Regions from separate parts of the Mus musculus genome. Here all the other regions are linked to region 4. Evidence: chromatin loops called from intact Hi-C (ENCODE). Cell type or tissue: left cerebral cortex. All regions are shown on one strand.

Region 1 (4,000 bases), 730 kb before region 4:
TGTGAGATCAAACAATAGCATCAATTTCAGTGGCAATATTGTACATTATGGAAGACAAGATATTATTTCTTCTTGGAATTTTTGTAGCTCTTATGTTTTAAAGGTCCACTCTGGGGCAATGGTGTTGCAGAGTTTAAGTATCTCTCTCTGATCTACATACTTTTAGAACTCACTGTGGCTTTTTAGTTCAGAATGCTGCTAGAACACATCTGACCTAAACAAGGAGTTTTTAAGAAAATTATAAGACAATATATTCTAAGAAAATATCAAGCGACGATAAATAAATACTTCAAAACAAGTATATAAAAGCCTGAAAATCTGCTTTTCAACTTACACGCATATATAGTAAAATATATATGACAACCATCCTGTTCACATTAGCAAGAATGCCAAGCATAAAAGGAGAGCAACATCTCCACTCCCTTAAAGAAATTAAAGATAACAAGTTTAACCTGCACCTGCAAAACTGTCCTTAGAGGGACAGAAACGGGGAAAGGCAGAAAGGCTCACTTCTGCTGCACCCCTAAAATCATTTTAAATACAGGTAATATGTGGCATCTTTTATCTCTTCTTTTCCCTTCCGTCCTGCTCAATGGCAGATCTCTTACTACACTCCCTGCCCACTCTCTCAATGGTACATAAGAGAATAAGAGAACCCAAGCGTCACTTACCAGTTGCATGCCACAGATAAAGATAAGCGTGCACCTGCCACTGCAATAACCCATGGTTTCCGAGACCCCTGCCACAGCCAGGCTGTCCCACGTCGGCCACCGTCGAGGCCCCAGTTTATCCAATCAGATCGTGGGGAAGGACAGGAGAACCTGCCCAGGGCTCTAGGGCTCCCAGATGCCGCTGCCAATGTCCAGGGAAGTGACAGTGTCCTGCGCGGCGGCGGCTGCCCCAGCCGCGCCCGCCACACATACCTTTACTCGTTCACTGCACTCCCAGCGCCGCGGGCAGCGCCGCCCAAGGAGACGCGCCCGGGCCCCGCAGGGGCAGCAGCGGCAGGCAGACAGCGCCGCCGAGCCCTGGGGCATCTGGCCCGCCAAGTTGCGGCCCACGCCCGACGAGCGCTCGCCCGCCCCGCACTCCCTCCCCACGCACGGGTGCGCGGGCTCCCGGGGCGGCTGAGATGCGCGCCGGGCGCCTCTGTTCTGCGCTCCGCGTGCGGGGCCCAGGGGCGGGGCGGCTGCGGGGGCCGCGCGGACGCCCTGCGGCGCCCTTCCCCTTGCCTAGATGAGCGGATCCCCTCCCAATCAACAACTTCTCAGAGGTCGTGGCGGGCAGCAGCCCTGGCCGTTGCGGGCGTGGTGTCGCGGTGCCTGGGAGCTGCGGGGGCGTTGACTGCGGGAACAACGCGAGGGATCGGGTCGGAGGAGTCCCGGTGGCATGGCTGGCTGGCTTGCTTGCTTGCTTGCGTGCTTGCTTGCTTGCTTGCTTGGCGATGCCTTGCTTTGTTGGTATCGGTCTTGCTGAGGCAACCCTGCCAGAAGCATTACACGTGCAAGCTGTGGTGTGTGTGTGTGTGTGTGTGTGTGTGTGTGTGTGTGTGTGTGTGTGTGTGTGTGAAAGTACGGTTATGAAAAGGGATGGTGAGATATCAACTGGGGTGCCGCTAAGGCATTCTTCCCCACTGGAAAACCTGCATGCACTTACAGCAAAGAGCGGAGGGAGAGAAGTGGACACGGTGGCGGCCAACCAACAGTCCTGTGCTTGGCACGAGGCAAGGACAGCAAGGGACAGAGATTCCAGAGTTTCAAAGATTAGCCTGCTACAAGGACCGAACGGAATTGCCTCTTGAAGTTGCAAAATGTAGGGAGCCAGAGGAAATGTAGGAGTTTGGTTTTGGTGCTTCAGACTGCTTTCTTAACAATGGAAGGAGCCGATGAAATTTGAGCACTTATCTACCAGACCTCATGCACCATCCGGTTGGTTATGTGTCCTTGCTTGGTCATACTCCAGGTTTGACAGCAGCAGTTACCTGCGGACACGCACTCTGGAGCCTGTTGCTGCCACCTACGGGTAAAAAGCTGAAGGGAAAAACATGCTGGAGCAAGTGATGGTCATTTAGACCTTGGTGTTCAGAAGAGGGCATTTCATTTACAGTCCCAACAGCTACTGAAAGCATTCCTAATCTGGCTACAGAGAGAGGGTGTACTGTTGAGATCCACTGGATAGTAAAGCCATTGGAATAAAGTGCTGTGAGTGAAAAGAACTGTTCATGGAGCTAAAAAATACCATCGTTAGAGATGTAAAACCGGAAAAAAAGAAAAAAAGCTAACCAACAAGGTTCGTGAGACAAGTAGGACTTAAGCCTCCTTGAAAAACGACATTTGTGTATGGTAACTTTACCCACACTGAGGACCTAGTCTCCCTTCCATCAGCATCAGCTTGAGAATCATTTAGACTGTACCGTAAAACGTAATTCTATCTGTAGTCACTATTTCTTCCTCATTCTTAATCACTGAACTATGACCTTTCAACACATGGCATTCCTCTCTTTTTGTGGGCACACTGAATTGTTTCCTAAGCAGAGGAGGCTCTTGGCTAAGAAATAAAATGATTTCCTTGAAACCCATCTTTATCGGGCAACGGAGGAGAGGTGGGGGATGATGACCTCAGCCTTTTCAACGCACATATTGGAAATGCCAAAAACAGATTAGTCCATGCCATGGGGTCTCCACCAGCATTCAGTCCTGATTCTCTACAATAGTAACCATTTCATTTCATCTCATCTCTCTGCTCCAGTCCCCATGACTTCCTGGGACAACTTTCAAATAAAGCAATTGTGATGTAATCTTGTATCTGGTATCTGCCTTAAGGGAAACCCAATCAAATAAAATATTCCTCAAGGGCTTTTATGGTAGATATTTTACTGGTATAGTAGCAACGACAAATGTAATTGATGGTAATTCAGTATTGTATGCAACTAGTATCTACTTGATGAATCTACATCACATTGTCTCATTCATTACAGGAAACCTGGGAAGTGATACAATGCCAATTCCCAAGTAAAAGAAACTAAAATATTAGGCAGGAGAAGTATCTCTATAAAAGAGATGCATGTTCTCAGACAGAACAGTCAAGTTGGAATGCTCATCTTCTGTAAATAAAAATTGGTGTCCCAAATCACTGTGCAATACACCATCATTGATATTTTAATGAGTTTCTCAGCCATCTTCTAGTTTCACCCAGAAGTGATACTAAACATGTTTAGAGGGTGTTTAAGTATTTACTTCTTTGTGAAGTAAATTCCTATCACGTCCTTTATACACAACATAGCTAATGCCGGGCTTCTGCAAAGGTGCCCTAGTTACAGATGCAATCCCATTCCTTGAGGTGGCTGTACCTTTCTTGTTGCTTTTCCTTTTGTCCCTGGAACTAAACACCTTCCTGGAAGGAACATTAATCACAGCTGAGAGTCCTAGCTGTTCCATAGAAGTGTGTAGAGAAAAGAGATGTCTGAAATTGGAAAGTCGATTGCATTTTCACTTAGAAAGAAGGTCATAAAGTGTTTAGCTATGAGGTGCTAAGGGCTTTCCTTGACTTGTCTGATGACATAACTATTGTTAATTACCTTGATTCTGTGGGGGAAATGTCTACACATCTGCATACCTCCATCTGGACTCACCTTGACAAATGGCTTTAAAGTGCTTTTCAAGGTTTATTCACACCCACTTCATTTTCTTTCAGGACAACTCACTGTCTGTCCTGAGCACACAGCATCTAAGCCAGTTAGAGGTGACTCCATACTCAGCTATGACAAAATTCTCATGCCTGGGTGTGTATCTCCTCTGAGCAGTTTCACTACAAGTTTACACAGTCTTTATTGCATTTAACAAATAGACCAGTAACAATTATCCTTACAGTCACTAAAATAACATTTAACTGATTAGATAACTTGAACAAATGTGGATAAGGAGCATATTAAAATATTGATAGTAAATAAAATTAAAGTAATCATAAGTCTTTCTGCCTGTTTCCATACAATGTTTCTTTT
Region 2 (4,000 bases), 760 kb before region 4:
TTTTAGAGTGGTTGTACCAGATTGCAATCCCACCAACAGTAAAGGAGTGTTCCTCTTTCTCCACATCCTCACCAGCATCTGTTGTCACCTGAGTTTTTCATCTTAGTTGTCCTGACTGGTGTGAGGTGGAATCTCAGAGTTGTTTTGATTTGCATTTCCCTGATGACTAAGGATGTTGATCTTTTCTTTAGGTGCATCTTGGCCATTTGGTATTCCATTGTTGAGAATTTTTGTTTAGCTCTGTACCCCATTTTTAATAGGGTTATTTGATTCTATGGAGTCTACCCTCTTGAGTTATTTGTATATATTAGATATTAGCCCTCTAACAGTCTTGAAAAGAACAGGAATTCAAGGTCCATAGAGTAAAACTGGACATCTTGCTGAGAGCAATTTACAAATTCATTGCAAATACCCATCAAAATTCCAACTCAATTCTTCATAGAATTAGAAAGAGCAATTCTCAAACTGTATTACAGAGCAGAAATGGTAAAAACTGCATGTTATTTGTACAGAGAAAGGCAGGTGATCAATGGTAGAATTGAAGACTGATCTTTAACAAAGGCACTAAAACCATCCAGTGGAAAAAAGACAGCATTTTCAAAAAATATTGCTGGCTCATGTGGGGGCCAGCATGTAGAAGAATGCAAATTGACCCATTCTTATGTCTTTGAATAGAACTCAAGTACAAGTGAATCAAGGGTTTCCACATAAAACCCGATACACTGTAGCTAATAGAGGAAAGAGTAGGGAAGAGCCTTGAACACATGGGCACAGGGGAAATTTTTCTGAACAGAACATCAATCGTTTATGCTCTGAGATCAAGAATCAACAAATGGGACTAATAAAATTGCAAAGCTTCTGGAAGGTAAAGGACAAAATGGCAACCAACAGATTGGGAAGACTGCTGATATTCATTACCTTTGCATTGCCTTTACATTGTCTTCACATTGCCTTTACATTGCTATTGCCACTTCAAGTGCAAAAGAATTCAAAACAAGCTCCCAATCACCCTCCTTAACTAAGTGATCTCTAGCTACTTTGAAGCATGCAGCAATGTCACTTTTCCTTCTTTCTTGGTGAGCCAGGGTCTGCCACTCCTATCTTTTGTATCAAACTGCCTCACTGTCATCATGTGTCATCAAGTAATCTTCTTTTCATAACGTTAGAACTGATGGAAGCCAAGATATCCCTTTCCTCACTCTTGAGTTGGGGTATAAAAGGAGACACATTTTGTCTGTGTTAACTGATTCACTCTTGAGTTGGGGTATAAAAGGAGACACATTGTGTCTGTGTTAACTGATTTGGAAAGAAAGTTCTAAAACTACAGGCTTTGTTATGCCCATCCTTGGTTTAAATAATGTTATAGTGATCTTTATATTTATTTTAAAGGGTTCAGACATTGTAGCTGGGCATATTCTGACCCAAAAATCCATCCCTGGCCTTCACCAAGCCATATGGCCTGTTATCTGCCATTTTAGTCTCTCCTGGCATCTCCTTCTTTTGTGTCCTGATGCCAACTCCCCAGGAGCCCCTTGAGACCCTCTCCCTCTCTCTTGGCTCATAAGTTGCACCTTTTCCTCTCCTGCCCAGCTATAGGCTGTACAGCCTTTTTTTTTAACCAATCAGAAGGTGATGGAATACAGTGTTTTATAAAATACTGTCAGGCAATGCTTTATGCTAATGATAAAACCAATATCCACAGTGCAGCCGGATCTCTGGGTATAGAAACAGATACTTTCCTAACAGCAATTATTGTTTTCTTTTATTAATCATCATTTTGTTGTAACTATTATGCTGGGTTCTCATTAACATGGTACTTTTTATGGTTGCTTACTGGCTATCCCCCTTGACTTTAGTCCCTTCCATTTGAATTGTTCCTATGTTTTATGAATACTTTTCCCCAATTTTTTGCTGTGAGCTTGTCAGTACAGAATAAAGAAATTATCCTAATTATATGTCACTTACTGTAAAATTTTGAAATGCTTTTCAGATTTAAAAACTCTCCACAAGGCAAGATTAGCACGTTTGATGCATTAACTATTTTCTCTCCTGTACCAGGTTTTTTTTTTCTTTTCTAAGTATTATCAACCTAGTTTAACCCAACAACTTGTACGATGTGACATATAATGTTAAACCAGGATTTCAAAATGTGACTCCAGTCAGAAAGCTTTTTAAAACAACATCCAGAAATCCAAAAATCTCTAACTTCACATGTGTCTTACTATATGTTCTTAATCCCTACTACTCTTTAGAGATACTTCCATCCAAACACATAAAACATACATTAGATTAAACCACAGTCATTTTAATATCCTTATGCAAAGAAGAGATCTTAAAAAGAAACAGTGTTTTTGATAGCTCCCTCAATCTTCCTAAAGCCTGACCCCTTGTTCCAGCTGTCTACCCTGTCTGCCACACCCACACACCCACAATAGATACAAAAGATAGAGCACTCTTATAGTGCAAGGAAAAATAACCACCTTCTGTCACATAACAGAAGCCTCCATTCACGGAGACTTCCACTGGTGCTGGGCTGGTTTGGTAACATTCCAAGCCTGTCTAAAGATTCTGTTGTCTGCAGCTGCAGAGCTCCACAATTTCTCTTTCTCTAAATGTGACAAAAAGTCAAGTCCCAGATAAAAAATAAATGCATTTCAGACCCAGCACAATCAAATTAGGGAACTATGATTCCCTCTGCACTATCCATTTGAACAGCATCTTACATGGACATTAGTCCCATCAACAAATGGCCTTACACATCTGCTTACATCTTACAAACTGAAAAACAGATGTTTACCCTAAATTGTTAAGGCCAATATGAGGGAGCCATGATTCATCAAGGACTTATTTCTCAATGATAATAAGAAAAACAATGAAACACATGTAAACATACATGAGCTGTATAAACATTTCATGTGTGGCATTCTCTGTCAGGTGAGCAGTCTTTACTTTATATATTCCTCTATTCCTTTCACTGTCAATTTGTTCAATGACTTAGAAACATGTGGTTGACTGACATACAATATTATTAATTAAATACTATATCAATGCCACAAGTAAATCTTGAGCAGTGTTGCTGGGGCAAAATATCAATGATTTTTTTTTTTAATTTGAATCGTCAGGCAATATGGTGTTTTCTCTCCTATGACTCCTGCTCTATTCCTTCAAATGGGTTTGGGAGTGAGGCTTAGTCTGCACTTTCTTTGTTTGTGTGTCTGGCTGTACCTTTGTTCTAGGCAGAAATGATTATAAAGATGCAGATGCCAACTGAACTCCAGGCTATTTAGAACTTAAACATCACATTTTAAACCCAGAACCTTACTTGAGAAAATTCTCAACATATTCTGCATTGCTTTTTCCCAAGATATTTTCTAGTGTTGGATACTCACTTAGGACTTCTTAAACTATTCCTTCTCTCTAAGTACTGTTTGAGATGAAAACCAGGGAATAGCCTCTGAGGCAATGAGTAAGCTATATATTTAAGTGGTCCAGCACTCCATTCCATTCAGCAAGTACCATGGGGATCAGCACAGACTTCTATACATCAAAGCTAACTCACTGGTGTCTCTATAATGTCCCCTTACTGGAAGTGCATCTTGAATAATTACCCAGCTGGTATTGGGTGACTCTGAAAGCATGTCTAGGGCCTAGCTTTCAGAGCTCTAATTGGGTGCTGTTTTTTCCTTTTTTCCACTTTTTAAAACTGCCAAGTAAGACTGGAAACCCTTCAGACTCTGTTTAGACTCTATTTTCTAATTAGATGATGGGAAAACTTTAATTAATAAGATGACCTCATCATAAAAATCAGGTCAGATTGTTAAGCACTTGTAACTTATAAATTTTAGCAAGCACCGACTTTTGCAAGCCAGCCAACTTTGTTAGTTCTCAAAATTTCTTTAATTAGGCTACTCAGAAAGGAGCATGCACTAATGGGAGTCCTGGCTACATTCCAACAGGGGATAATTGCAATCTGGCCTACCTAAACTTGCACTTGCTTCAA
Region 3 (4,000 bases), 250 kb before region 4:
CAAGAGAGAAGCTGGCTTACAAACAACCCCAGAAACGCATGAAAATAAGTCCATCATGACTTTTTAATCATATTTTTAAGTATGTTGATAGAATACTTAGCAATTTTTTATGACTTCTTTTTTTTTAATTAGGTATTTTCCTCGTTTACATTTTCAATGCTATCCCAAAGGTCCCCCATACCCACCCCCCAATCCCCTACCCACCCACTGTGAATACTTAGCATTTTATCATTTTCTCTGCTCATATAAACATTTTACCTCTTATACTTATTTAATACTTATTTGATACTTTTACAATGACATGATTTGTAAGAAATTCCTTTCCAGTTCTTGCTCTCTCACTTTTTCTCCTTTCTACTTCATTACTCCTTTAATAAATAATCAGGTCTAAATTCCATATGTCACAGAATAGCACATCACTCAAAGGAGTTTGTTTCTCACAAAGTGACACTATCTGTCATGCAATGTTTGATGTATGTGACTTTTTTATTGGTATTATCACTACCCAACACTGAAGACAATTTTCCCCCAGGTAATTGCCCACCTGAGTCAATGATTAGGTTTAGAGATTATGATAATGATACTCATTTCTTTCAAAACAAAAAGATATTTCTATACTTATCAGATTTTTCTAGGTCATTTGCCTTGTCTTAACTATGTGAAGCACTATTATGTACATCCAGGAACCTCAGTAACAAAAATATGAGAGGAGATAGTTAGTAGATGGCACTAGATACATTGTTTATCAGGGCAAGAAACACAATTATGAATAAAGCATCAGTCGTACATTGCCTTCATTCTGTTCCATCAGTGGTTCACTAAAGCAGTTTCTTGATAAAATATTTCAGTGTTTTCAGTTCTAAAAGCTATAAACATTCTGTATTAATTGTGTGTCCCTGTACCATTTATCAATCTTACACTTTGACCAAATGTGAAAACTAAAGATTACAAATATGAATCATTTCTTATTGCAAGGTCGAATCTAATTATAAATACGATGCGAAATTTCATGTGACCTCCTAAGTTAATGACAAAATATTTTACATTTCCCTTGACATTAGATAATACACTTTAAAAAAATTAATCAATGCAAAAAGGTAAGTGATTTTGATCATTGTCTACCCCCAAACCTCAGGGTCAGGATCAGGTGCATCACAGGTGAAGGTTTCGTTTTCATTTTTCACCACAAATATCTATTTTCCCTCAAATATCATTTTGATAACCATTGGTAAAGTTTGGCACATAAGTATTGAGTATTTCACATCGATAACTGAAGATTAAAGGATTCAGGTGCACATAGAAAATTTAGCCTTGCATATTCTTTGCCTTTATACAGTGAGTGGTATGGAAGGCTGAAGAAATCGACTGTAGGCTTTACCATAAAGAACAGCAAATAAATGCTACTTTATGGTCTCAAGAGCAGTATCCAACTGCTTCTTATGTTTTCTTTTCTATGAAAAATCTATTTCTTTCATGCCAATAAATTGAACCCATATATTGCTTATATTCTTTGAACAGAAAATATGGCACAATGACTGCCCTATAAAGTTGATTGGTTAGGCAAAGGTAAATCTTTGATTTTTTTAACATATTCTCTTAATTCTTTTATGTACATATTGGTTTGCTACTAAAGACTTAAGTATAACAAAAAGAAATAAATTTCCATACACCATATTTTTGCCTTTAGCTTATATGACTTACCTTTGTATAAATTTGTAGATCACTAGCATAATCTTCTAGAATCAATGTTTAGAAGACATCTGAAATTTTCAACTCTTCTACTTTATCACACTAAAGGAAATTACATATTTTTTAAAACAATATTTTATTTTTTTCTTAGTGAATATTTAAAAAATTATTTTCTTTCTTTAGATTTCAAATGTTATCCCCTTTCCTAGTTTCCCCTCCAAAAATTCCCTATTCTCTCCCCACTCCCCCTACTCCCCAACCCACCCACTCCTGCTTCCTGGCCCAGGCATTCCCCTATACTGGGGCATAGAGCCTTCACAGTACCAAAGGCCTTGCCTCCCACTGATGACCAATAAGGTTATCCTCTACTGCATATGCAGCTAGAGACAAGAGTTCCTCCATGTGTTTTCGTTGATTGGTGGTTTAGTTCCACGGAGCTCTGGGGTTACTGGATATTTCATATTGTTGTTTCTCCTCTGGGGCTGCAAACCCCTTCAGCTCCTTGGGTACTTACTCTAGCTCCTTCATTGAGAACCCTGTGCTCCATCTAGTGGATGACTGTGACCATCCAATTCTGTATTAGTCAAGCACTGGCAGAGCCTATTAGGAGACAGCTATATCAGGCTCCTGTTATCAAGCTCTTGTTGGCCTCTGCAATAGTGTGTCTGGGTTTGGTGGTTGTTTATAGGATGGATCTCCAGGTGGGGCAGCTAGTGGATGTTCATACCTTCAGTCTATACTATGAACTTTGTCTCTGTAACTCCTTCCAAGGATACTTTGCTTCCCATTCTAAGAAGGATTCTGAGCTTCTGGGCTAATATCTGCTTATCAGTGAGTACATATCATGTGTATTCTTTTGTGATTGGGTTACCTCACTCAGGATGATATCCTCCAGATCCATCCATTTGTCTAAGAATTTCATGAATTAATTGTTTTTAATAACTGAGTAGTACTCCATTGTGTAAATGTACCACATTTTTTGTATCCATTCCTCTGTTGAGGGGCATCTGGGTTCTTTCCAGCTTCTGGCTATTATAAATAAAGCTGCTATGGACATAGTGGAGCATGTGTCCTTATTACAAGTTGGAATATCTTCTAGGTATATGCCCAGGAGTTACCATATCTTCCAGTAGAACTATGTCCAATTTTCTGAGGAACTGCCAAACTGATTTTTAGAGAGTTTGTACCAGCTTGCAATCCCACCAGCAGTGGAGGAGTGTTTCTCTTTCTCCACATCCTCACCAACATCTGTTGTCATCTGAGTTTTTGATCTTAGCTATTCTGACTGGTGTGAGGTAGAATCTCAGGGTTGTTTTGATTTGCATTTCCCTGATGATTAAGGATATTGAACATTTTTTACATGCTTCTCAGCCACTCGGTGTTCCTCAGTTTAGAATTCTTTGTTTAGCTCTGTACCACATTTTTAATAGGGTTATTTGGTTTTCTGGAGTCAAACTTCTTGAGTTCTTTATATATATTGGATATCAGCCCCCTATCGGATTTAGGATTGGTAAAGATCTTTTCCCAATCTGTTATTTAGTGTTTTCTCCTATAGACAGTGTCCTTTGCCTTACAGAAGCCTTGCAATTTTATGAGGTCCCATTTGACGATTCTTGATCTTACGGCATAAGCCATTGCTGTTCTGATCTGGAATTTCTCCCCTGTAGCAATATCCTTGAGTCTCTTCCCCACTATTTCCTCTATAAGTTTCAGTGTCCCTGGTTTTATGTGGAGTTCCTTGATCCACTTACACTTGAGCTTTGTACAAGGAGATAAGAATGCTCAATTCACATTCTTCTTCGGGGTAACCAACAGTTGAGCCAGCACCATTTGTTGAAAATGCTGTCTTTTTTTTCCATTGAATGGTTTTAGCTCCTTTGTCAAAGATCAAGTGACCATAGGTGTGTGGGTTCATTTCTGGGTCTTCAATTCTATTCCATTGATCTACCTGTCTGTCACTGTACCACTACCATGCAGTTTTTAATCACAATTTCTCTGTAGTACAACTTGAGTTTGGGGATGGTGATTCTATCACAAATTCTTTTATTGTTGAGAATAGTATTAGGGAAATAACACCCTTTAAAACGGTGTGACTTTAACTAAAGAAGTAAAGTATCTGTATGATAAGAACTTCAAACCTGAAGAAAGAAATTGAAGATCTCAGAAGACTGAAAAATCTCCCATACTCATAGATTGGCAGGATTAATTATAGTAAAAATCTTGCTGAAAGCAATCTATAGATTCAATGCAATCCCCATAAAAACTCTAACTCAATTCTTCACAGAGTTGTGGCAATTTGCAAATTCATCTG
Region 4 (4,000 bases):
ATGAGTTGCATTTTCCCTCTGCCCCCTTCCCTGCTCCCAGCAAGTAAACAAAAGTATTGAAATTACAACACTACGAAACTCCTAAGAGTAAATCATAATAAATAAATAAATAAACAAACAAACAAACAAACAAACAAACCCAGAAGTGTCAAAAGATCATAAGTAAACTTTGGGATTCAGGATTTACCTGCTCTGATCCCAGTTGGCAGCAAAAAGGACTAAAATCTTCCTCCCATAATGGTCCAGATTGGCCAGGCCCCCAGGAAAGCCATCCTTCAGTGCCTGCTTGATGCCAGGGTCAGTGGCCTTGAAGCTTTTGAACATATCCAGGTTCTGCTGCCGGTACTCAAAGTACTGGGCCAAGAGGCGAAAAGCTTCGAAGTGATGAAATTTCCTGGCCCTCAAGAAGCGTAAGATGAAAGCGTCATCTGTGCGCAGAAAGCCAATGTCCGGCCTAGTGATGACCATGTCCCTTACTTCTTGGATGTCCTGGTGCAGAGTGTCTGGGTTCTCATTGAGTTCCAGGCGAGCTTTTTCCAAAGTCTCAGGAGAGAGGCCAGCTTGCAAATGAGTCATTGTCCCCTTGTATCCAAGCTGTCTACTCTGATTCTCTCTTTGTGTGTCCAACAATATACCTGGTACTTGTCACCTCCACACCACACTCTGGCCTCCGGTTCTCCTCACTGCTGTCTGCTTCCTTTCCTGTACAAGAAATGGTTCCTCTTCTGTTTTAAGCCAAGTACCCTGTTGCTCCTGTTTTTCCCCATAGCTTTTCTGGAGAGTATTTAAATGTCTTCCCCTAATGCCCCTTAAAAAACAATGCTTCCCATTTGAAATGAGCCTTTGGACAGGCCCTGGTCCTTTACCACTCTGAATTAAAAGAGGAAGAAAGAAAGAAAGAGAGAGAGAGAGAGAGAGAGAGAGAGAGAGAGAGAGAGAGAGAGAAGGAAAGAAGGAAGGAAGGAAGGAAGGAAGGAAGGAAGGAAGGAAGGAAGGAAGGGGAAAGGAAAAGGAAGGAGAGGAGAGGAGAGGGGAGGAGAGGGGAGGGGAGGGGAGGGGAGGGGAGGGGAGGGGAGGGGAGAGGAGATGGAGAGGAGAGAAGAGGAAAGAAACACTAGTTCCAACTAGCATTAGTCTTGGTTCTGTCTTCTCTTGCCTTGCAAGATGTAAAGAAAACAACCCCCATGGACATCTCAGCCCCAGCACTGTAAATCTGCTGCGGTCCCTGATAAAGGATGTGCCTGCCACAGATAAAGATGAGAATTCTGATTAATAATAAGGTGGCTGGCTCTTCAGCTGTGAGATCCAAGGCGGGGAGGGAGCGTCTTTGGCAGAAAGAGAGAGAAAGAGGAAGGGAAAGAAGCTCATTTCTCTCTGCTTATTCAAAGGTGCTATTTTTATAGGATGTCGTTGTGTGGTTTTTACTTTAGGTTATTACGATCCAATTAGGGGAGACTGCAAATCAAATCGTGCACCTCTTCCACACACAGTAATTTCATAAGGCTCCAGCTGGGTATTGGGTACCTTTGACAGAGGCGTGGGCTCACCCTCCCCACCCAGCCCCCAACTTCTGCCTAGTCTCTCCCTTTATTTCAGGGGACTTGCCAAGGAAGTGGAGGATAATGATAAGGACAGGAGGAAACCTTTTTGGGAGCAAAGATGTAAAAACCAGGGTGGGTGCAGGGAGTTGTGGAACATGAAATAAAAATGTCTCTATTTTCCCTATACCCCCCACCCCCACCCCAAAGCCAGAAAGAAGAAAGAGCAGTCAGTTCCTACCAGCAAACCGCGAGGCAGAGTCACTAAGCAATGCGGCACTCCCCAGCATCCATCAGCCCTGGCGGAGGTGGTGGCGGGGGTGGGGGCAGCAGCAGCATCTACTCCTCTCAGAGGGATGGAGCAGTGGAGAGAGATGGTGGCTGAGACCCGCCTGAGGATTCACCAGGGAGCAGCCTCGACGACCTCATCCAAGGACAGCCAGCCTGTCAGCAGGAAGGGTGGGGACCCGCAGAGCTAGGACCTCGCTGCCCGGCCAGCCTTTTTTGCCTTCGAGAGAGGAAGAGAAGGGATGGGAACGCCGGGACGGTGCAAGTCCACTAGGGCTGCGGCCGCCTTTACCTTTGTACGCCTAAGCGGTAGCACGGCGCGGCCCGCAGGGGCTGTTCCACTGCCCCCAGAGCCACTGGGTCCCGCGCGCCCCTGGGGCTTCCGCAGCCACTCCTGAGCCCGCTGCTGCTAAAAGAGGATCCGGCTCATCCCAACTCTTGATTATCCCAGAAGAGAGCTCCTAGCGTTGTAAGCGCTCACACATGCTCTCCGCTCCTCTCTCTGCCTCTGCCTCGTAGGGGTAGGAACGAATTTTGGGACACATTCAAATATCCCAAGCCCCAAGTTCAGCCTGCTCTGGTCTCCAGGTCCCAGCCAGGTCCAGCTATAACTGATCTAGTGGAACAGCTATGGCCTCACAGCATCCCCATGCTCCTCCTCGCTTTGTGTGCAAGACCCGGGAGTGCGGGGTAGAGTAGCCCTTGATTTTGCAACTTAATTAAGGTTGAGAAACCTTTTCTGGTTCTTGTGGGTAATTTTGATTGAGTAGGAGTAGAGAAACGTATTGTATTTTCTGCTTTTGTTGTACTCAGAGATATTTAATTTTAAGAAATAGTAAACTATTCCTATTAAATTCCCTTTGAAGAGGATGAAAACAACATCCAGGCAAAAATCAACAATATCAACAAGAATAACAACATTGTCATAGGACAGGGGGTTGGGTGGGAGCAGGGAAAGAGGACACTTGACTCCTAATAAACTGTATTTCCAGTTACTTCTAGAGATATGCTCTTTCCTTGTAATGCATCTTTATACTGGGATTATAATAAACAAAAAGAACCCTTGGGCCTGTGATGCCTGGAAATCTATTTTTAAAAAAAATGTTTTTAATTTTCAAAGCACAGTGCGCATTACTCAAACTGTAAGAAAGGGTCCTGAGTTTAAGTTACCCCAATGCAGCGACTCTTTACTGAACTCCAGTGTAGGTCAGTGTTATAGATAGACCTGGAGCTAATTATATTTGATGTTAATTCTGTTCTCCTGTGAGTGGTTGTGAACAAGGAATGAGTCAGCACTCAGGTGATTTCCTGTAAACCTGCTTCCCACTTTAATTTGTAAAACAAAGGAGAGCTGATGATTGGGTAGATGTAAGGCAAGGGGTAGCAGAAGGTGAAGAGAGGGAGAAGAAGGAGAAAATGGAAGAGGGAGAGGACACAAAGGAGGAGGAAGAAGAAGAAAAGCAGAACAGAAGCACCTGGCCTGGAGAAACCACAAGTTCTAACGGGTCTCATAGATGGGGAAGATGGTAGTGTAGCAGAAGATCTGCCCAATCTAGGGGCACAGCATGTGTTCATAATAATTGAGTCATATTTGGGTTGGAGATTTACAGGTCAGTGTTCTACATTCTGTGAACAGGAGGTGCCCCTGAAGTTGCCGACTTTAAAGACTGTTAGACTTTCAAATTGTACAACATTAGTTTTGTTTTCTTGAGTATGGTACTGATAAAAAATAAAATAAAATAAAGGAGTGTGATATGGCGTACTACATCATTTGTCAAATAAATTATTGTGAAATAATTTAAGAACCAGAAAAGGGGAATAAGTCATACACATATTGGTTAAAGTTTAAATGCAAGCGCTGAAAATTATTCATATAAATAGGTATGTGTGTGCTTATGAATATATCTGGTGTGTGTATGTGTCTGTGGTATATATTTTACATATACACTTTACATCTCTTGGGAACTATGGGGAACTGATTCCTAGGTCTTGTGGATAACAAACTCTCACAGGTTTACACATATAGAATGCTACAGAATTTGTATATATTCTACACACATCTTCCATGTGCTTAAAACATCTCTATATTACTTGTGATAATTAACTCAATGCAAATACTGTGTAAAATTTGTCATTTTGATTCTTTAGGGGATAATGATGAAGAGATGGAAATT
Region 5 (4,000 bases), 79 kb after region 4:
TGTGTCAGGAGGAATTCCTTTTCTAGTTCCATCTATTTGGAGTTCTTTAGGCTTCTTGTATGTTCATGGGTGTCTGTTTCTTTAGGTTAAGGAAGTTCTCTTCTATAATTTTGTTGAAGGTATTTCCTGGCCCTTTAAGTTGAAAATTTTCATTTTCATCTACTCCTATTATCCTTAGGTTTGGTTTTCTCATTGTGTCCTAAATTTCCTGGATGTTTTGAGTTAGGATCTTTTTGCATTTTGCATTTTCCTTGATTGTTGTGTCCATGTTTTCTATGGAATCTTCTGCACCTGAGATTCTCTGTTCCATCTCTTGTATTCTGTTGCTGATGCTCGAATTTATGGTTCCTGATTTCTTTCCTAGGATTTCTATCTCCAGAGTTGTGCCCCTTTGGCTTTTCTTCATTGTTTCTACTTCCAGTTTTAGATCTTGGATGGTTTTGTTCAATTCCATTACTTGTTTGGTTGTGTTTTCCTGTAATTCTTTAAGGGATTTTTGTGTTTCCTCTTTAAGGACTTCTACCTGCTTAGCAGTGTTTTCCTTTAATTCTTTAAGGACTTCTACCTCTTTAGCTGTGTTCTCCTGTATTTTTTAAGTGAATTATTAATGCCCTTCTTAAAATCATCTACCACCATCATGAGATATGATTTTAAATCTGAGTCTTGCTTTTCAGGTGTGTTGGGGTAGCCAAAACTCACTGTGGTGGGCATATTGGGTTATGACGATGCCCATTGGTCTTGGTTTCTGTTAGTAATATTCTTACGTTTGCCTTTCACCATCTGGTAATCTCTGGTGTTAAATGTTCTACCTGTCTCTGGCTGGAGCTTTTCCCTCTATGATTCTCTTAGCCTCTGTCAGCACTGCTGAGAGTCCAACTCTCACCTTAGTCCCAGTGGTCAGAGCACTCTCTGCAGGCAAGCTCTCCTCTTGCAGAGAAGGTGTTCAGAAGTCTGGAGCTCTGGTCCATTTCCTGAGTACTGGGGTCAGAGCCCTCCCTGTAGGCCAACTCTCCTCTGGCAAGGAAAGTGCCTGGGGGCCTGGGTCTCAGCTCTGCCTCCTGGCTGAGGATGAAAGCCCAAAGGGACCCTGTCCAAGAAGCTTTGTTGCTTCTGCTGCCTAAGTGCTCCCCAGTGATCCCAAGGTCCTGGGTGTGCTAGGGAGCCAGCAGCATGGAGAGTCCTCTGAAGACCTTGGCACCCTCTGCCAGGTTTGCACTGAAGATGGCACGGGGCTGGCCCCAACTGTAAAGAATTCCAGCCTCTGGTCAGGCGGGATTCCTTTATCCCTGTTCCTACTGGCACAAGACCCTCTGAAATTCTTTGGAACTGATGTTGCGTTCCACTCACCAGTAATCCTGAGGTCCTGGGTGTGGTAGGGCGCCTGCAGCGTGGAGAGTCCTCTGGGGACCTTGGCACCCTCCGCAGGGTTCACACTGAAGATCTCCTTTCATATCAGAATTTTCAACTCTTAGAAAGTGCTTCGTGTAAATAAAATTATTTGCATGTCAAATAATACCATGTCTGTGATTTACCTTCAAATACAGTCAGTGCAATTTTTGGAAACAGTTAAATATTAGCTGTTGTTGGAGTTGGGTTATGGAGGAGACTTTGTTGTGCTTTTGAGTCCATTTAAAAATCCTTACAGTAAATCAAGACTATTCATAAACTCCATCTTGAAAGCATAGATGGTAAATTATTCAAATCAATGGTTTCTTCCAAGGCTGAGACCAGAGAAGCCCTTGAGAAACTCCAAGACTTCAAGTCCTACACCCTCAGAAATCATGGTTTCACTCTAACTCATGCCAGCTCCATAAATCGAACTCCTTATTCATATACACTTATTGTTTGTTTGTTTGTTTACATCTTTCCCATTGGAAAGACAATCCTGTGTGCTTAACATTCTTATTTTGTTCTGGAGATCTGTGAATGCAAGGACCTTCATACTTGGCTCCTAGCACTGTCTGATATGCTAGTAAAATGTCTATCAATTATCATCCAGCTCTTACCTAGATAATTCTGTTTAGACGACGATAACAATTTTACAAACCTTTTACATAACTCATGATATTTTTCCCAGTGTGTTGTCATCTCATCCTCAGAGTGCCCTCTGCTGGACACTCTTGTGACTACTACTTGCTCTTACATTTTCACATATGACTGCATACACACTCCAAATTCCAGAGGGAACAGGGTGGCTAAGGTTATAATCTTCCTTTTCTTAAGTTTATAAAGTGACCAGATTACAAGTATTTAAGGAGCAACAATTATATTAAAAGAAGATGTTTTGCCCATGCTTCTGACCCAATTTAAATGTTCTCGGTCAATCAATTCCCAATACCTCAAAGTTACATGGAGATGAGAGGTCTTTGATGTATAATTAAGTGATAATTGAACTCTTTCTTTTTAAATTTTTTTATTATTTTCTTTATTTACATTTCAAATGTAATCCCCTTTCCTAGTTTTCCCTCCAAAAATCCCCTATCCCCTCCCCTCCACTATTCCCCTAACCCACCCACTCCCATTCCCAGTCCTGGCATTCTCCTATACTGGGATATAGAACCTTCACAGGACCTAGGGCCTCTCTTCCCATTAATGACCAACTAGGCCATCCCTCTACTACATATACAGCTAGAACCAGAAGTTCCACCATGTGTTTTCTTTGATTGTTAGTTTAGTGCCAAGGAGCTCTGGGAGTACTGGTTACTTCATATTGATGTTCCTCCTATGGGGCTTCAGACCCCTTCAGCTCCTTGGGTACTTTCTCAGCTCCTTCATTGGGGACTTTGTACTCTGTCCAATGGATAATTGTGAGCATCCACTTCCGTATTTGCCAGGCAGTGGCACAGGCCCTCAGAAGTCAGCTATATCAGGCTCCTGTCAGCAGGCTTTTGTTGGCATCTGCCTAGTGTCTGGGTTTGATACTTGTTTATGGGTTGGATCCAAGTGGGGCAGTATCTGGATGGGGGGTTTTCGAGACAGGGTTTCTCTGTATAGCCCTGGCTGTCCTGGAACTCACTCTGTAGAACAGGCTGGCCTCAAACTCAGAAATCTGCCCACCTCTGCCTCCCAAGTGCTGGGGTTAAAAGCATGTGTCACCACTGCCCGGTGCACTGGTCATTCTCTATGGCAGCCCTAAGTGTGGCTGATACACCAAGTGCCGTTCAACTGGAGAAAAATGACCCCCTCTCTCCCAGTAAGCATCAACTACAAGGATCCTCTTTGTGTGAGGTGGGACTTTGTGTTTACCTCTGAGTGCTGGAATTTTGTCTGGCTTGAACCCATGTAAGTTTGAATACTTGGAAGTGAAAGATGCCTGTGGGGAGTCCCTCTTCGGGGAGGCGCGCACCCTGTAGGACACTTAGACCTTACTCGTTGTAATAACACGAGGCTTTTAATGGCACACACACACACAAACAACAAAGGAGAGCTCAAGCCAGCATGCTGGGGTCGAAACTCATGCACCGCACAGTGGGCAGGGGAGTTCGACCCCGGCCCAAACTTCTTACAGGCTTATAAAAGCAAAAACCACAAACCAAAAAGGGAGGGAGCCGAAGGAATTTGCGTGGTTACACATGATTGGCTTATTTAAATGTCGGCGAGGTGATTACAAATTAACAGGGCAGTACGTGCTAGTTAAGGTGTAGGGAGGCACAAGGGCTTGGACTTCTCGAGGTCAGCAGGACACCTGGTCAGTGTATGATTTATGGTGGGCTATAGGGAGGTGCCACCCGGGAGGCGCCATCCTGCCAGATGGCCATTTGGTCCTGATAGCCCTGGCTAGTTCCTGCACTCTCTTTTTTATCTTTTATGGCCGGACATTCTTAGCTACTGGCTGTGCCTGGATCTGCCTGGGTCTATTCTTCAGCCCTGAATTTCTTGAGCTTAGATACCACAATGCTATAAGACCCAAAATTATAAGTTTTCTCTTCAGAAGCTAAGTAGTAAGATGTGTTGTTAGAAACTAAGCATCCTATACATTTGTTACTGAAATCCTGGTACT
Region 6 (4,000 bases), 89 kb after region 4:
GAACACAGCTTCTTTGTGCTCTCAGAAAACATCCCAGAAGATTTCACCTCAATGATGCTGGTCTCTTCTTAATCACCACTGATTTATTTGCTCCAACTAACCAACATCAATTGTCTCCGTAGTCTGCTTCTCCTCTTCACTATAAAGCCAGAGCCAAACGACCAAAACTGCTGAGTTCTGCTGCTTCCTGGGGCTGGAACATGGCCCCCTTGTTATCACCATCTTTCTGTTTTCTAAATCCTTCACTGTCTAAACTTATCTGTCATGGAACTTGCTCTGTAGACTGACTTTGAACTCTGAGATCAGTATGCCTACCTCCTAAACACTGGGATTGAAGATGTGGTTCACCAAGCTTGGGTTTAAGTTTTTCTTCATCTAGAACATATTCTAGGCTGGTCTTAAACTCAGAGATCAACTTATCTTTGCCTCCTTCGATTAAAGGCTTATACTGCCATGCCTGGAGCTAAATATAGCCAGGTGGGATCTTGCCCCAAGACCACTAACTCCCTTAATTCAGTTTAATATCCTTGAACACAGGATTCGGCTCTATCTCACTTCGTGGTGCCCCTTCAATGTTTGAACCATATATTTTATATTTTCCCTTTCTCAGTTTGCTATGCTTATTTAAAATGCTCTTCATGAGACTTAATCAGAGAACAAAGTCTATGATGGGTATTTCTGAGACTTCCTTTGTCTCTTCACCTTGTACTCGGGCAGACTCTTCAGACAAGGGCAAAAATCAGGCACATCTTCCACCAAAATACTACAAAATAGTCTCTAGGCCACATAATGAAATTATTCTACACTGAAACCCCTTGGGCCAGGTCAACACAGTTCAGATCACTCACAGCAACAAAATCTTCATTGTTCCTTCTAAGATAGCCCATTAAGCCCTCACTTAAAGCATTTCAATGCTTCCAGCTACCATTCTAATTTTATGTATGAAACTTCATTAAATGGTTTTAGTTGAAAACTTAATGAATATAACTGACTTATAAACAAATCCAATCTTAAACTATACTTGAACTAAAAGTGTAGGGTGCCTTCCTAGCATGCCCAATGCCGTGTTTGATCCCTAGCACCACATAAAAGGGGCATGGTGGTAAACACCTGTAATTGTGGCACTTAGTAGGCAGACAAGAAGATCAGTGCAAAGCCATCTGGGGCTGTCTGAATCATAGTGTCTCTCTTCCCCACACCATCTTCATGTGTGAATATTTTATATATATTTATTTATTATTTTATAGATTTATAATATATTTTTATATGTGTGCTTATATAAATTTAAGAAACTTGCATGGAGACATGATATGGCTCAATGACATAGCACTTGCATTTCAAAGGCATGACACCATCATTTGCTGAATAATCTAATCAATTTTTACTTTCATATTAAGAGTTCTTTCTTGGGGCTGGAGAGATGGCTCAGTGGTTAAGAGCACCGACTGATCTTCCGAAGGTCCTGAGTTCAAATCTCAGCAACCATATGGTGTCTCACAACCATCCGTAATGAGATCTGTCGCCCTCTGCTGGTGCATCTGAAGACAGCTACAGTGTACTTAGATATAATAATAAAGAAATTAAAAAAAAAGAGTTCTTTTTTGAAGGCAGTGGTAACACATGCCTTTAGTCCCAGCACTCATGAAGCAGAGGCAGGAAAATCTCTTCTCTGAGTTCAAGACCAGCTTGGTCTACAGAGCAAGTTTCAGGACCACCAGAGATACACAGATGTCTTAAAACATAACAACAAAAAAGAGTTCTTTCTCATCAAAAAAATATAAAGGCCCTTATACATACACCCCTAAAACAGCTCCTCTACTGCTGCCTTCCCTTGTACCTCCCAGGCCTCCAATATAGCTCTAAAATTTCAGAATATTAAAACATTTTTAAAAACTCACTAGTTTAGGCAAATACTGTGACTCTGGCTCTCATTTTAGAATTATTATACTTATCATTTACTGTGGGTCATTGATAACTACAGCTAAAGACTTTGACTTAAATCTCATTGATGTTTTGGATTTCATAAGGTCAATACATTATACTTTTCCCTAGCTTGACTTATTAAATGGCTATCATTTGCCAGATGCTAATTATGTGGTAAGGATTTTAAATATAATATTGAATCTCAAAACAATATTTGTGGTAGTTAGCAACCCCATTTTATCAATGAAGTAACAGAACCTCATAAAGGTTAAATAATTTGCTCTGTAGCAAATATAGTCAACAAGTGGTAGAGCCAGCAAAAGAAAGTCTACAACTAAAGCCCACACTTTATTTATGACTTTATTTATGACAATGCCTGGTAGGGAGAAATCTTAAGTGCTTTATAAAATGTATCATTTCCTCACACTTTCTAAAAATATATTCTAGTCACTGTGTGACAAATAAGGAAACTGAAGAGCAAAGAAATTAATTTGCATGTTTTTTAAAAATAGCACATCCCTTGATATAACTGTAACAGAATAGAACACTCAGGCAATCACGATTAACTCTGTATTCGGTAGTGTCTGTTTTAAAACACTTTTCTTTCAGCTATAGCCCATTGTACACTTTTATTTAAAATGTGCATATGAAAATACGTAAAAGTAAGGAATAGACTGTAGCCAATGAAAGGAAATAACATGTGAATAAGTTCTTTCTGTTTGCATTTAGAACATCACCTCTATTGATGGAAACAGTATTGTTTTCTTCATAAAAACAGTTATACTCCAGTCTAATATAGCAATACACATGAACATTAAAAGAAACACTCTTTTTTTTACTAGCACATAGCAGAATACTCAGGAATTCACGATTAAATCTCTTTTCTGTAGTGTCTGTTTTAAAACACATTTTTTCCAGATATAACATATTGTACAGTTTCACTTAAAATATGCTCCCACTTAGGCTCCACTGCTGAAGCTGAAGCTCTTTGTATGTTTTTATTCAGGGTTCCCTTATTTTGTTCTGTGCTCCTGAAGGTATGTGAAAAATTGCCTTTTCCCAATTGAATACTATTTTAAAAGCTTGCTATTGAAAAATCAATGATTGTATCATTTCATAAAACATAATCATCTTCTAATTTGTCAAAAGTGAAAATCAAGGTTTTTCTGAGTTTCTCACCATGTGTTCTGCATTCTCCATGGGTACAATCCTTCAGACACAGTTATGTGCTATGTACCAGGCCCTGTGATGTGCATACTGGGGCCTACCGAGTTAGTAAGGCCAGGCTCTGCCTTCAGGGAACAAGGGAATTCTCCATGGTAAAGATATGAGGACACTGTGGAGTGGGCCACTACTTGTAGACCAGGCTACACCACTGAAGCTGAGGCAAGAAGCCCTCAAGGTTGTGGCCAGCCATCCTGAGATACCTAACAATACCTTGTCTCAAAAAAAATTTTAAAAAGAAAAACTGTGTGAAGACTGCCCATTTCCAGACCACAGGACTCACTCTGTCTACATTAGAACATCTCAAGAACCTTTCTCAGTAGATTAAACATGAAATAAAACTGCTCACCAAGAAAAAAGGCTTACATAGAATTGAAATTTTGATGAGTGGCTCACACTTTGTTATCTGATGTTTACATTTTAACCTTGTAGTTTAAAAACTCTGGCCTACTGACAGCCTGATACATAGCGGATGTGCTGTTGTCTTCATCTGTTATCTCTGCTGCCTCCATGAAGGCTCTGCTCAGCCAAAAGGTCAGAAGGGGTTCTTTAAGGTTGCGAAGGAAGTCCTTCAGGAGGCTGCAGATGACATGGATATGTCCACTTTGCTGAGGCTGTCAGTGAGCTGCCCCAGGCCAACAGGGACACACTAGCCTTCCTCATCATCCACCTACAGAGAGTGTCTCAGAATCCAAACACTAAGATGGATATTGCCAATCTAACTTAAGTCTTTGACCCTACAATAGTTGCCCATACTGTGCCCAATCGAGATCCAGTGACAATGTTCCAGGACACTAAACGTCAGCTCAAGGTGGTGGAGTGCCTGCTCTCTCTGCCCTTGGAATACTGGAAT
Region 7 (4,000 bases), 85 kb before region 4:
CCCTTCTCAATAGTCACAAATAGTATAAAATATCTTGGCATGACTCTAACTAAGGAAGTGAAAGATCTGTATGGTAAGAACTTCAAGTCTCTGAAGAAAGAAATTAAAGAAGATCTCAGAAGATGGAAAGATCTCCCATGCTTCTGGATTGGCAGGATCAACATTGTAAAAATGGCTATCTTGCCAAAAGCAATCTACAGATTCAATGAAATCCCCATCAAAATTCCAACTCAATTCTTCAACGAATTAGAAAGAGCAATCTGCAAATTCATCTGGAATAACAAAAAACCTAGGATAGCAAAAACTCTTCTCAAGGATAAAAGTACCTGGTGGAATCACGATGCCTGACCTAAAGCTTTACTACAGAGCAATTGTGATAAAAACTGCATGGTACTTGTATAGTGACAGACAAGTAGACCAATGGAATAGAAGTGAAGACCCAGAAAGGAACCCATACACTTATGGTCACTTGATCTTTGACAAGGGAGCTAAAACCATCCAATGGAAGAAAGACAGCATTTTTTAAAAAATGGTGCTGGCACAACTGGAGGTTATCATGTAGAAGAATGTGAATTGATCCATTCTTATCTCCTTGTACTAAGCTCAAATCTAAGTGGACCAAGGAACTCCACATATAACCAGAGACACTGAAACTTATAGAGGAGAAAGTGGGGAAAAGCCTCGAAGATATGGGCACAGGGGAAAAATTCCTGAATAGAACAGCAATGGCTTGTGCTGTAAGATTGAGGATTGACAAATGGGACCTCATGAAACTGCAAAGCTTCTGCAAGTCAAAAGACATCGTCAATAAGACAAAAAGGCCACCAACAGATTTGGAAAGGATCTTTACCTATCTTAAATCAGATAGGGGACTAATATCCAATATATATAAAGAACTCAAGAAGGTGGACTCCAGAAAATCAAATAACCCCCTTAAAAGATGGGGCTCAGAGCTAAACAAAGATTTCTCACCCGAGGAATACCGAATGGCTGAGAAGCACCTGAAAAAATGTTCATCATCCTTAATCATCAGAGAAATGCAAATCAAAACAACCCAGAGATTCCATCTCACACTAGTCAGAATGACTAAGATCAAAAATTCAGGTGACAGCAGATGCTGGCGAGGATGTGGAGAAAGAGGAACACTCCTCCATTGTTGGTGGGATTGCAAGTTTGTACAACCACTCTGGAAATCATTCTGGCGGTTCCTCAGAAAATTGGACATAGTACTACCGGACGATCCCACAATACCTCTCCTGGGCATATATCCAGAAGATGTCCCAACTGGTAAGGAGGACACATGCTCCACTATGTTCATAGCAGCCTTATTTATAATAGCCAGAAGCTGGAAAGAACCCAGATGCCCCTCAACAGAGGAAGGAATACAAAAATTGTGGTACATTTACACAATGGAGTACTACTCAGCTATTAAATGAATGAATTTATGAAATTCCTTGGCAAATGGATGATACCTGGAGGGCATCATCCTGAGTGAGGTAACACGATCACAAAAGAACTCAAATGATATGTACTCACTGATAAGTGGATATTAGCCCAGAAACTTAGTATAGCGAGATAGAAGGTACAATTTGCAAAACACATGAAATTAAAGAAGAATGAAGACCAAAGTGTGGACACTTTGCCCCTTCTTAGATTGGGAACAAAACACCCATGGAAGGAGTTACAGAGACAAAGTTTGGAGCTGAGACAAAAGGATGGACCATCTAGAGACTGCCATATCCAGGGATCCATCCCATAATTAGCCTCCAAACGATGATACCATTGCATACACTAGCAAGCGTTTGATGCAAGGACCATGATATAGCTGTCTCTTGTGAGACTAGGCCGGGGCCTAACAAACACAGAAGTGGATGCTCACAGTCAACTATGGGATGGATCACAGGGCCCCCAATGAAGGAGCTAGAGAAAGTATCCAAGGAACTAAAGAGATCTGCAATCCTGTAGGTGCAACATTATGAACCAACCAGTACCCCGGAGCTCTTGTCTCTAGCTGCATATGTATCAAAAGATGGCCTAGTTAGCTATCACTGGAAAGAGAGGCCCATTGGATAGTCAAACTTTATATGCCCCAGTACAGGGAAACACCAGGGCCCAAAAATGGGAATGGGTGGGTAGGGGAGTAGGGGTGGGGACTTTTGGGATAGCATTGGAAATGTAATTGAGGAAAATACGTAAAAAAAAAAAAAAGAAAAAAGTATCATTGGTATCATACACAAATTTCTTTAACATTTATTTTAAGAGTATAATTTAGAAGTAACTTAATTCACACTTTTGAGTCAAGATGAACAGGCTAACCACATTCATCTTTATTGTCTGTACCTTTAGAATGCACAGAAGTTAATATAAAGAAAAATGTATGCATATCATTAGGTAAACAGAAATAGAAGAAATATTCATCAGTACACTATTATGTTTTACAATTATGGAAGATTACAAATAGATATAATGCAAACATTGGCCAAAGTGTACAGAACAAATTTCCACCATTACTATAGTGGTGGAAGATGCCATCTTCCCCATGGTAAATTGGTTAATTGGAAACATAATGCCTTCTTACTGAAATATATATATATATGTGTGTGTGTGTGTGTATGTATGTGTATATATATATCATGTATATATATATATATACATATATATATATACATTATATATATATATATATCACAACAATATTCTTTAACCAGAAATACCTTTCCTAGAAAATATGCTTCTAAATACTTTACTGTATCATCTATATAATTTTGAAATAATCATATATATTATACCACATCATAATCTTCTATCAAGTCATGAAGGTGCTGTGGTTAAAAACAATCTCTAGAGCAGTACATTCTGGAACACTGTCACTGTCACCTCCTCCCTCCACATCACTTTCAGCACTGGCATTGATTCCACTCTCACTGAGGAAATAGGGCGCCAGCTGAGATCCACCCACAAGCATCTGTGCCCATGTGTTCTGCCTTACCCCTAGAACAGAGAAAATATAAACCTCACAAAGACTAACTATTCCACTTCACAACACCAAGAATCACTCCAAAATCTACGAATTTTTTCATTTATCTGCGCCACTTATGACATTAAAGAAACTATACCATGTGACTGGGGGGCGGGGGGAGAAGATGGTATACTCAAGAGGAGGCTCACCCAAGGCTGCAATGGGGTAATGAATTGAAGCTTAGCCTCTGCTTTCCAGAATCAGCAACAATGGATTTATTTGGTTGGTGGTGAGGGGCAAAATAAGAAATGACCTTAACTCCAGGAACTAACATATCATTGAATATATGGATGTGATGGATGGGGAGTTTCATATGAAAATTCCAGGCACTGATGAAATTATGAGAACAGGCTTCACAATAGCAAGCACAGAAATCCTCACCTTTTGGTCATGTTCACATTTATCTTATTTTGAGAAAATGAAATCATACTATAGTCTCTTGCACACCTGAATCTATGGAAAAATATTACCAACACTCCTTAGGTTGTCTTTCAGCAGATTTTCAGAACATGTGTTTGTAACATCAGCTGTGTAATGTGCTTGAGTAATATTATGACAAGGTATTCCTTTTAATGCCATTAAGAATGAAATACCTTTGCTATACATATTCATTATATAAGTAAAAATTAACAGAATTTAATCTTTCTTCATTTTACATGAAAATGTCCAAGCCCCATGCTAGCAATGCATTTAAGAGATTAAGATCATGTTATATCATGTAACAGTGACACTGGTTGAACACCCAAGCACTTGCAATGCTGGCCTAAACTACATAAGATCTAGTGAACCGGGCGTGGTGGCACACGCCTTTAATCCCAGCACTTGGGAGGCAGAGGCAGGCGAATTTCTGAGTTCTGGGCTAGCCTTGGTCTACAGAGTGAGCTCCAGGACAGCCAGGGCTACACAGAGAAACCCTGTCTCAAAAAAAAAAAAAAAAATCAAAAAAAAAAAGAAAAAAAGAAAAAAAAGAAAAAGAAAAAC

Evidence for each region. Hi-C counts contacts between places; a loop is a spot of excess contacts. Peaks named below come from ENCODE experiments on the same cell type or tissue, not always from the same donor. Only the 100,000 strongest peaks of a DNase experiment are listed, where the experiment ranks them.
Region 1: a loop joins it to region 4, with 2.3 times the contacts of the local background. A loop is called at or near these places in 2 of 42 quality-filtered maps.
Region 2: it touches region 4 in a loop (5-fold over the local background); 2 of 42 quality-filtered maps call a loop at or near these places.
Region 3: it touches region 4 in a loop (2.6-fold over the local background); 2 of 42 quality-filtered maps call a loop at or near these places.
Region 5: it touches region 4 in a loop (1.9-fold over the local background); 4 of 42 quality-filtered maps call a loop at or near these places.
Region 6: it touches region 4 in a loop (2.2-fold over the local background); 4 of 42 quality-filtered maps call a loop at or near these places.
Region 7: a loop joins it to region 4, with 6 times the contacts of the local background. A loop is called at or near these places in 6 of 42 quality-filtered maps.

What each region holds. Positions count from the first base shown.
Region 1 is chr10:32,888,972-32,892,971 of GRCm38, forward strand. It overlaps Nkain2 (Na+/K+ transporting ATPase interacting 2), which reads right to left and starts at 944. Exons shown (of 7, transcript NM_001013411.2): 1 at 672-944. The coding sequence starts at 725. In left cerebral cortex, a CTCF peak has its summit at 2,021 (motif pointing left); DNase peaks (open chromatin) are centred at 794, 1,087, 1,350 and 1,877; H3K4me3 peaks cover 2,388 bases; H3K27ac peaks cover 1,876 bases.
Region 2 is chr10:32,867,275-32,871,274 of GRCm38, forward strand. The region is part of intron 1 of Nkain2 (Na+/K+ transporting ATPase interacting 2); the gene reads right to left. Among named protein-coding and RNA genes, the nearest start is that of Nkain2, 21 kb to the right of the region's middle. In left cerebral cortex, no CTCF peak of the experiment used is centred here; DNase peaks (open chromatin) are centred at 2,488 and 3,921; H3K27ac peaks cover 1,892 bases.
Region 3 is chr10:33,368,486-33,372,485 of GRCm38, forward strand. The region is part of intron 21 of Trdn (triadin); the gene reads left to right. Among named protein-coding and RNA genes, the nearest start is that of D830005E20Rik, 110 kb to the left of the region's middle. In left cerebral cortex, a CTCF peak has its summit at 2,236 (motif pointing left); a DNase peak (open chromatin) is centred at 2,212.
Region 4 is chr10:33,622,357-33,626,356 of GRCm38, forward strand. Clvs2 (clavesin 2) reads right to left here and starts at 2,328. Exons shown (of 6, transcript NM_175448.4): 1 at 1,780-2,328; 2 at 188-702. The coding sequence starts at 576. Gm15939 (predicted gene 15939) reads left to right here and starts at 1,890. Exons shown (of 5, transcript NR_152723.1): 1 at 1,890-2,550. In left cerebral cortex, a CTCF peak has its summit at 2,108; DNase peaks (open chromatin) are centred at 539, 1,432, 1,878, 2,234 and 1 more place; H3K4me3 peaks cover 2,926 bases; H3K27ac peaks cover 2,741 bases.
Region 5 is chr10:33,701,497-33,705,496 of GRCm38, forward strand. No RefSeq gene overlaps it. Among named protein-coding and RNA genes, the nearest start is that of Sult3a2, 79 kb to the right of the region's middle. In left cerebral cortex, a CTCF peak has its summit at 2,114 (motif pointing left); a DNase peak (open chromatin) is centred at 2,113; H3K4me3 peaks cover 207 bases; H3K27ac peaks cover 312 bases.
Region 6 is chr10:33,711,130-33,715,129 of GRCm38, forward strand. No RefSeq gene overlaps it. Among named protein-coding and RNA genes, the nearest start is that of Sult3a2, 69 kb to the right of the region's middle. In left cerebral cortex, a CTCF peak has its summit at 1,549 (motif pointing left); a DNase peak (open chromatin) is centred at 2,468.
Region 7 is chr10:33,537,596-33,541,595 of GRCm38, forward strand. The region is part of intron 4 of Clvs2 (clavesin 2); the gene reads right to left. Among named protein-coding and RNA genes, the nearest start is that of Gm15939, 85 kb to the right of the region's middle. In left cerebral cortex, no CTCF peak of the experiment used is centred here; DNase peaks (open chromatin) are centred at 1,905, 2,933 and 3,726; H3K27ac peaks cover 723 bases.